Regions from separate parts of the Homo sapiens genome. Here all the other regions are linked to region 2. The links are chromatin loops, found by intact Hi-C in ENCODE. Cell type or tissue: right lobe of liver. All regions are shown on one strand.

What was found. A loop is a pair of places that touch in the nucleus more often than their neighbours do. Peaks named below come from ENCODE experiments on the same cell type or tissue, not always from the same donor. Only the 100,000 strongest peaks of a DNase experiment are listed, where the experiment ranks them.
Region 1: it touches region 2 in a loop (2.1-fold over the local background); 26 of 110 quality-filtered maps call a loop at or near these places.
Region 3: it touches region 2 in a loop (2.5-fold over the local background); 97 of 110 quality-filtered maps call a loop at or near these places.

Annotation. Positions count from the first base shown.
Region 1 is chr2:9,943,808-9,946,307 of GRCh38, reverse strand. LOC105373422 (a long non-coding RNA gene) reads left to right here. Exons shown (of 3, transcript XR_922784.4): 2 at 1,510-1,622. Among named protein-coding and RNA genes, the nearest start is that of GRHL1, 6.6 kb to the left of the region's middle. In right lobe of liver, no CTCF peak of the experiment used is centred here; no DNase peak of the experiment used is centred here.
Region 2 is chr2:9,798,378-9,800,877 of GRCh38, reverse strand. No RefSeq gene overlaps it. Among named protein-coding and RNA genes, the nearest start is that of TAF1B, 44 kb to the left of the region's middle. RefSeq lists a silencer at 1-58 and enhancers at 1-226, 227-1,062. In right lobe of liver, a CTCF peak has its summit at 1,031 (motif pointing left); a DNase peak (open chromatin) is centred at 1,017; H3K27ac peaks cover 155 bases.
Region 3 is chr2:10,053,485-10,055,984 of GRCh38, reverse strand. KLF11 (KLF transcription factor 11) reads right to left here. Exons shown (of 4, transcript NM_003597.5): 4 at 1,149-2,500. Among named protein-coding and RNA genes, the nearest start is that of KLF11, 11 kb to the right of the region's middle. In right lobe of liver, no CTCF peak of the experiment used is centred here; no DNase peak of the experiment used is centred here.

The DNA.
Region 1 (2,500 bases), 150 kb before region 2:
GTAGAGTCACTGCACCCCTGTCACAGAGTTCTCTGAGCGCGTCCTGAATCTCAGGCACCTGGCATTGCCTGTGCTTTTCCTCTCTCCCTTGCCACCCAAGTTACATCTTTAGTGGCCAACTTCAAATGCCAGCTCTTCCAGGAACCCTTCCCATCCCAGTAGGAGGACTCCCCAAGCACCTCCGCTGTCCTTCGTGAAGCCACTCATCGCAAGTGGCTCTGCCTTTACTTGACTCAGTTCCGCACAATTCCGAGGGAGGAACTGAGGCAGATACAGATTCACATGCCAGGGCTGCCTCTGATTTTTATCTTTAGTCTACTTCGCTGCCAGTCCTTGCTTTTCTTATCTGTAAAACATGGAAAATACATCAAGAGACGTGGAGTTAACTATGAATAAAGTACTTAAAGACTCACACAATGCCTGGCAGACAGACGCTGGCAGATGGCGTTCATCTTCTTTAAAGACTAGGCAGTAGGAACCCTGTCCAATTCCTCCACATCCTTGTTGGTTGGACATGTTACCTAATCCATGTGTGGAATTCCCCACATTCAGGGACTTCAGCCCTGATGAAACAGCCCATATTGAAGGGACATCTCAGGGGGCTGAAAGATGATGGCAGAGCCTTCACCCTGACATCCAAGCACCTGTCCCCCCAGTTCATCAGAACCCGGGGTCTCAAGGTCGTGCCAGTGCGAGATGAAAGTCTTTCCACTCCGGAGAAACTGGTGTGGGAGGCAGGGAGTGTAAAATCTCCACCCTCACCACCAGCTCTGTGACAAAGTTTCTTACCCTCTGAGCCTCACTTTCCTCAGCTGTGGGATACGGGATAATCATTCCTATCACCAAAGGTTGTGTTTGTTTTGGTTTAAGAAAAGTATCTCAGACAATGCCAGGCACATTTCAGGAACTAGGTCAATATTAAACTTTCCACCTCCCCATTTTCCCTCACTGTAGCATAAGCTGCTTAAGGGACAAAAACTATATCTCATATTTTTAAAACGTCCTCATCATCTGGCATAGAGACAAGCATATGGTAGATGATCAACAATTACTGTAGTTATTCAGGATGATAATGACATGTACCTTCTTTTGGCAGAATTCAGTGCTCAATGTGATCACATACCTGAGCTCATTTGATTCTTAAAACAACCCTTGGAAGTAGACAGGGTTCTACCCACCTTGTAGATGGAGAAACAAAGTCCAGAGAGATCAAATAACGCAATTCAGTCTCATAGTCAATAAGTTTGGGACTAGAACCCAGATATCTTGTTTCCAAACCCCGTATTTTCCTTCTAGTGGTGGTACTGCCAATGGGTGGGTGTTTCTGCATGAGATTTTGGGTTCAGCCCACAGCACTCATTACAGAGCACCTGGACACGTGGCAGCCGTGGCAGGTGCTAGTGACAGTGTCTGGCTCAGAAGATGGCATTTGATTACTCTCTAAGTTGATTCTCAAACTTAGAGAACACACTGACTGTGGATTAGCTCTCGGTTGTTTGGTATCCACAGGCTCTGTTTTCCTGTGTCTTCCGTGACACTGTCTTGAGCGTGCTTGCTTATGAAGGTTTGACACCCGTCCCCACCATACCTGCCTGCCACTGCCAGGATGACTGGAGTCTCAGGTGAGTCTTGTCAAATACTTGGGACTTGACCCAGACCCAGTTGCCAAGAAGCCAGCAGCCAGCTCTCCCTGTTTCAGAATGTAGGCAGAAGCAGCTATGTCATGTTGGGTGTCACCCACTTGTTGGCAGCTAGAAGAACCTAGGTCTCTCACATTCTTTTCCTGTGGCTTCACTGTAGAGTGATCATTCCAAGGGAGGCTCAATAGTTGCAACACAGTTACCAAAAAGCCCTGGGCTCAAGCGCCCTGGCCTTAACCTCCAGTGAACCTCTCTTGCTTCTGACTGACACCGAGTGGGGTGGAGCCATTTGGCTCAATGCCATTTCAAGCAAACACCCCAAACAGGGGAGCTGAGAGGCTGTGGTGAGGCTTGCTGGCTCACAGGTGCATATTTCACTCTTTGAAGAAAGGGTTATTAATGATCAAACATCTCTATTATAAAATAATGTCCATTTAAAATTGTTGGAGCTGCTGGGTGTGGTGGCTCACGCCTGTAATCCCAGCACTTAGGGAAGCCAAGGCAGGTGGATCACCCGAGGTCAGGAGTTCAAGACCATCCAGCCTGATCAACATGGTGAAACCCCGTCTCTACTAAAAATACAAAAATTAGCCGGGCATGGTGGTACATGCCTGTAATCCTAGCTACTTGGGAGGCTGAGGCAGGAGAATCACTTGAACCTGAGAAGCGGAGGTTGCAGTGAGCCAAGATCGCGCCATTGCACTCCAGCCCGGGCGACAAGAGTGAAACTCCATCTTAAAAAAAAAAAAATTGTTGGAGCATCTCACCACATTTTAGTACAAGAGAGATTTATCTTTGCTTTATAGGTAGGGAAAAAGCAAAGAGGGATTAAATCATCCAGCCAAAATTGACATTTTATT
Region 2 (2,500 bases):
CTTGGGATGTTCACAGCACAGACACAGGCACAGTCCCGGAGGGGGTGGCTACGTTGTGTTTGTTTGATGAGGAATAAATAAATGATGTTGGGTAAACCCTCCCAGTTAGTAGACTCCTCCTCTCACCCCCTGAAAGCTTAGACTAAGGGTCTCTTAGGCTTCTGCCAGTGAGGAGTCCAAAAGGGACAAGAGGCTTCAAAAAGAGGACAAGCCCCCAGTGGACTCCACTCAAGCTGGGCTCCGAGAGGCTTAGGAGGCTTCCAGGTTCCACTGGCAGTGGGTATGAAAATCCCTTTGCTACAAGTATTCTGAAGCCATGCCTGAATTTCTCCCATTCATTCACTCATTCATTCACTCTTCATTCATTCATTCATTCATTCATTCATTCATTCATTCATGCCTGCCTGCTCATCTATGCTTGAGTGGAACAGGCCCAGCTGATGTCCTGTGTGTACCCGGCACAGCTGCCACAGCTCCCAGCCCATCCACTCTGCCAGCCCACCTGGCCCCACAGGGCCAGGCCTGCAGGTGTCCTCTCCCAGGCAGGGGGCAGAGGAGGCAGCTCACTTCAAAGGGCCCCTGGCTTTGCCTGGGTCACAGTCTGGAGCTCCCCACTAAGAGCCGAGAAGCGTGGCCCTACAGAGGGTCCCAAAGCCTGAGGAAGGGAAGATAGGGAACTGCCCAGAATTGGGTAGCACTACTTCCCCATTTTACAGACGAGGAAACTACAACTTAGAGAGAAGAGGTTTCTGGCCCAAAGTCACACAAAGTCAAAATTGGACCCTGGTCAACATGGAAGGGGAGGGAGTGGAAAAGAGATGGCAGGGGAATGGAAGGGAAGGAAGAGAAAAGAAGTCTCTGGAATCGGCATGGGAAATGAAGAGACTCCCCCAAGGCCCTGTCCTCATTTACCCTCTGCGCCTGGCCCTTCCCTGCCCTGCCGGCTGGATGTCCAGGGACCCACCCAGCCCGACCTGCTCTCTGCCGCGCTGCTCACACTCGGCTGCTGTGCGCTCCTGCCCTCTGGTGGCAAGATCTGGAAGCGCGTTGTCACTGCATCCCAGCACCTCTAGAGGGGAAACTAGGAGCAAGTCAGTTCACCACCCACTGTGTGCAAGACACTGAGCTGGAGACCTAGGGAGGAGGGAACACAGCCCCGTTTCTGAGAGTGCAAAGTTTAGGGGACAAGACAGACAGGCAAACAGACCACGGCAACACAATGAGATAGGGACTTGGCTGGGGGAAGCTCAGGTTGTTTTAAACCTAAAACAAGCAGCCCCCAAATCTATGAGGAAGAGCCTGCCTAGCAGAAGGTCCCACCATGCCCAGGAACATTTGGGCAGCACCTGCTCTGAGGGCTCTGGGCTGCCTGGCTGGGGTGGGACAGACCCAGAGTCCTTTCTGATCTGTCTGCAGCGAGAGCCCTGGAGCCAGAGGGGACCCGAGGAGGTTTGCAGGCTGTGGTCTGGGCAGGAAGGAAGGGCTGAGGTCCCCACCCTTCTTCTCCCTTTCTTAACCTAGTGCAGACCCAGCTGAAGCCAGCCTCACAGGGTTAACAAGAACTGCGGACAGTCATATAGCTATAATTAAGCATTCATCAGGCTGTACTTTGACCCACTTCCTTGTAACCAAAAGTCACGTAGCCCTAGGTACGGACAGTTCACATCCCCATGGTTCCTATTGATAGGATCTCTGACCTTAGAATCATAGGAATTTTGTTTAAGAATTGCTTAAGCAGATCCTGAATTCCATCAGAACAGCTGATGCCAACCAGCTCGAAGACCCCCACAGAGGAACGGAATCCGCGTGACAGTGAGGTTTCTTCATCTCCTTGTCCCGTGACTGCACTCTTCGACCAATCAAGGACCTCCACACTTTGACCCACTTCAAAACCCTTAAAAATTCGAGCCCCGAACTCCCTGGGGAGATGATGGATTGGGGGTTTCCTCCCATCTCCTCACTTGGTGGCCCTGCATTGATTAGACCTCTCTCTCTGCTGCAATGCGGCATCTTGCATATTGACTTCCTGCACGGGTCAGGCCATGAACCTATTACGGTTCCAGAGCTTCAGGCTGGAGAGGCAGAGTGACAAGAGGGTTCAGTAGAAGGCTGGGAGCCAGACTGCCTGGGGTCTTAACAGCAATTGCGTCCTCTGGGCTTCAGTTTTCTCTTGTGTGAAAAGGTAATAAGAACAGTGCCCACCTCTGAGGGTCGCCCTGAGGGTTAAACACACTGATACAGAGAAAGTGGGCAGAATGGTGTTTGGCCCATGGTCAGGGCTGATCATATCTGCTCTTGCCAATAATGCCAACTCACCAGCATCCAGCCCTCCTTTCTTTGGAAGAGTTTCCCATCTCACTCTCATGGCAGATAGTACCACCCAGAGTAGGTGCAGAGGCCCAGAGAGAGGAGGTGTCTCACGTGAGGTCACTGGGCGAGCAGCAACTGTGTTGAGCCTGGCACCCAGGCCTCTGGGCCTAGAGGTTGCAGCCTGGATTCC
Region 3 (2,500 bases), 260 kb before region 2:
TCACCGGCCCGTGGGCTCCTAGCCTCACCCAGGAAGGGACCTCCTCCCTCGGCTGCTGTTGGCTCAGGTTCCCTGCGCCTCCCTGAGACAGCCCTTTCTAAGACACTTTCCTCTGCTGTTCCAAAGACCTAGGGCCACTTGTCCCCACTCACCCACGTTGCCTGGACACCTGCTGCTGACATTGATTGGTGGATCCGTGAGAGCATTCTCTGTTCCCAGCAGTGGGGCACGCTCGTGCACGTGTGAGCACATGGGAGAGCATAAGGCTGTCGAAGTGTAGCCAAGCACCTCACGGAAGAGAGAATCCGTGGCTTTTTTTTTTTTTTTTTCCTTTTTCCTTTCTGGCAATAATGAGGCAGGAGAAAAGTCTTGTCAGTTGCCACGAGAGGGATAATCACACTTGCGGCTCTAATACTTCCCTCTAGAAGGAGGCTCCGTAATCAGACCTTTTGTGTGGTGAGGGTCTGGACCCCCTGGGGACAAATCGGACTTTCTGAGGTGGGCAGGGGCTGTGTTTTCTGAGGACATATGGCAGCCTTTAGTTTTAAGAGTTGGGAAGGAAAAGAAGGAACAGTGAAGCCTGTGGCTCCATGATGTACTTTGCAATCCTGGGCCAGGGGTGGAAGGAAATAATGGAAGACTTCCAAGCACTTCTTCCAGAGTAGCTGGAAAACCACTTTCAATTCTACCTCTTTGCAGCCACCCCCTGGCACAGGAAGGGCACGAGCACTGACGGCCACAGGGTCACCCGGCACACTACTGGGTCTGTCTGGACCAGACCCACTGCCAGAGTGGCCACTTCACATGTTGGCTTTTTGAGACAGCGTCTTGCTCTGTTGCCCAGGCTAGGGTGCAGTGGTATGATCATAGCTCACAGCCGCCTCGAATTCCTGGGCTCAAGGAATCCTCCTGCCTCAACTCCCCAAAGTGCTGGGATTAGAGGTGTGAGCCACCATACTCAGCTCGCTTCACACATTTTTTTTCAGAAAGAACCCTCCAAAGAACCCAAAGAAACAGAATAAAACTCCAGAAAACAAAGAGGAGAGTTTAGTTTGAGCCAATACACAATGAATTTTATAGATTCTTCCAAAAAGTCTCTAGGTATACTTAGGCCACCAGGTACAGTTAAATGACACAGGACACACATCCAATGTAAAATCAAGTTTTATATGATTCAAAGAGAAAAGTTACATTACACATGCTCGTTTAAATAATGTCAAAGTCTGTTACATAAAACATAATTATGAAACATTTTAAGTCTTATCATTCAAACTACTTAAAAGGCTCAAAGTCACAAAAGATCAAGCAAAACTGCCCAGGCAATAAAGTGCACGAGGGGAGCCCACCTCTCCAGCGGCCGTCAGCACCCAGAGCCGCCAGCTGAGGGCTCCATGCCGAATCCATACACAAGGTTTGTGGTTCTCAGAAGAGTTTTCAGACAGGAACTGTTTCCAACTTAAAATCTTTCAACAGACAAATGGAGGTGGAAGGGGGATGGTTTACACAAAGTATTTCCAAATGTAATCAGGAAATGGAAGTGTAAATTAAAACCGTTTTCAACATGTATCTCCTCTTTAGAAATATCACTGCTTGGAGAATGTTGTGACAAGCAACCAAATACTCAAAAGACCTTATCCACCAGAATACTGGCAGGACTCACATTACTTTGCATGTCATAATTAAGAAAAATATCCAAATTTGATGCCATTTATAGTGTGTACAGTCAAAAATGTGTATGCTGATTTTGATGAGCAGGAGAAAGGACTGGGTGGTGAGGAAACATGAACTATGCACAACATGAGACAACTGTGCTGTCTCACGAAGACACGACACTCACCTATGGAGTGTCCAGACTGAAAACCTCTGAATAACACACACATTTGTGTCAAGTAACAGCTGATACTAAGGGGCAAGTTAACAGGTATCAAGTCACACACAATGAATGACCAGGTGGAGATTTTATCAGACTACAAAGAACAAAACACAAAACCTAATTTTATTCAATATTCCACCTTACCATCATTTAAATAAAGGTAAATGCTGGTAATTAACATAGACAAAATTTAAATACATACTGCACAATAAAAAAAATTCCCAGGCTACCAAATTAGTGCAACATTCTGTATGTTCCTACATTTATTCCATTGCCTGAACTTCCAATGTTTAACAAAAACCAGTATCAGTGGCTTCTTGAACACAGGTGGCCACATTCTCTCGGTTATCTACGTGCTCATACAGTTGAAAAATATTGTCCATCTATTTTCTAGGTAGACTGTAAAACACACCATTCCAAGTAATTTTCTGTTTGGTCAAAACAATTTCCTTCAAACAAAATGAACAGAAAGGCAGTTGGGTAGTATTACTGCCATTTAGCGTAACTTGCATTTCCTTGTGTTTCTAGTATTTGGCAAACAAAGGAAGCGGAATCTTGGCACTGCCTGCCTTCACATGCATCTCGCCCCAGCTAAGCTGTGCTCTGGTGGAGTTTCATCCAACCAAT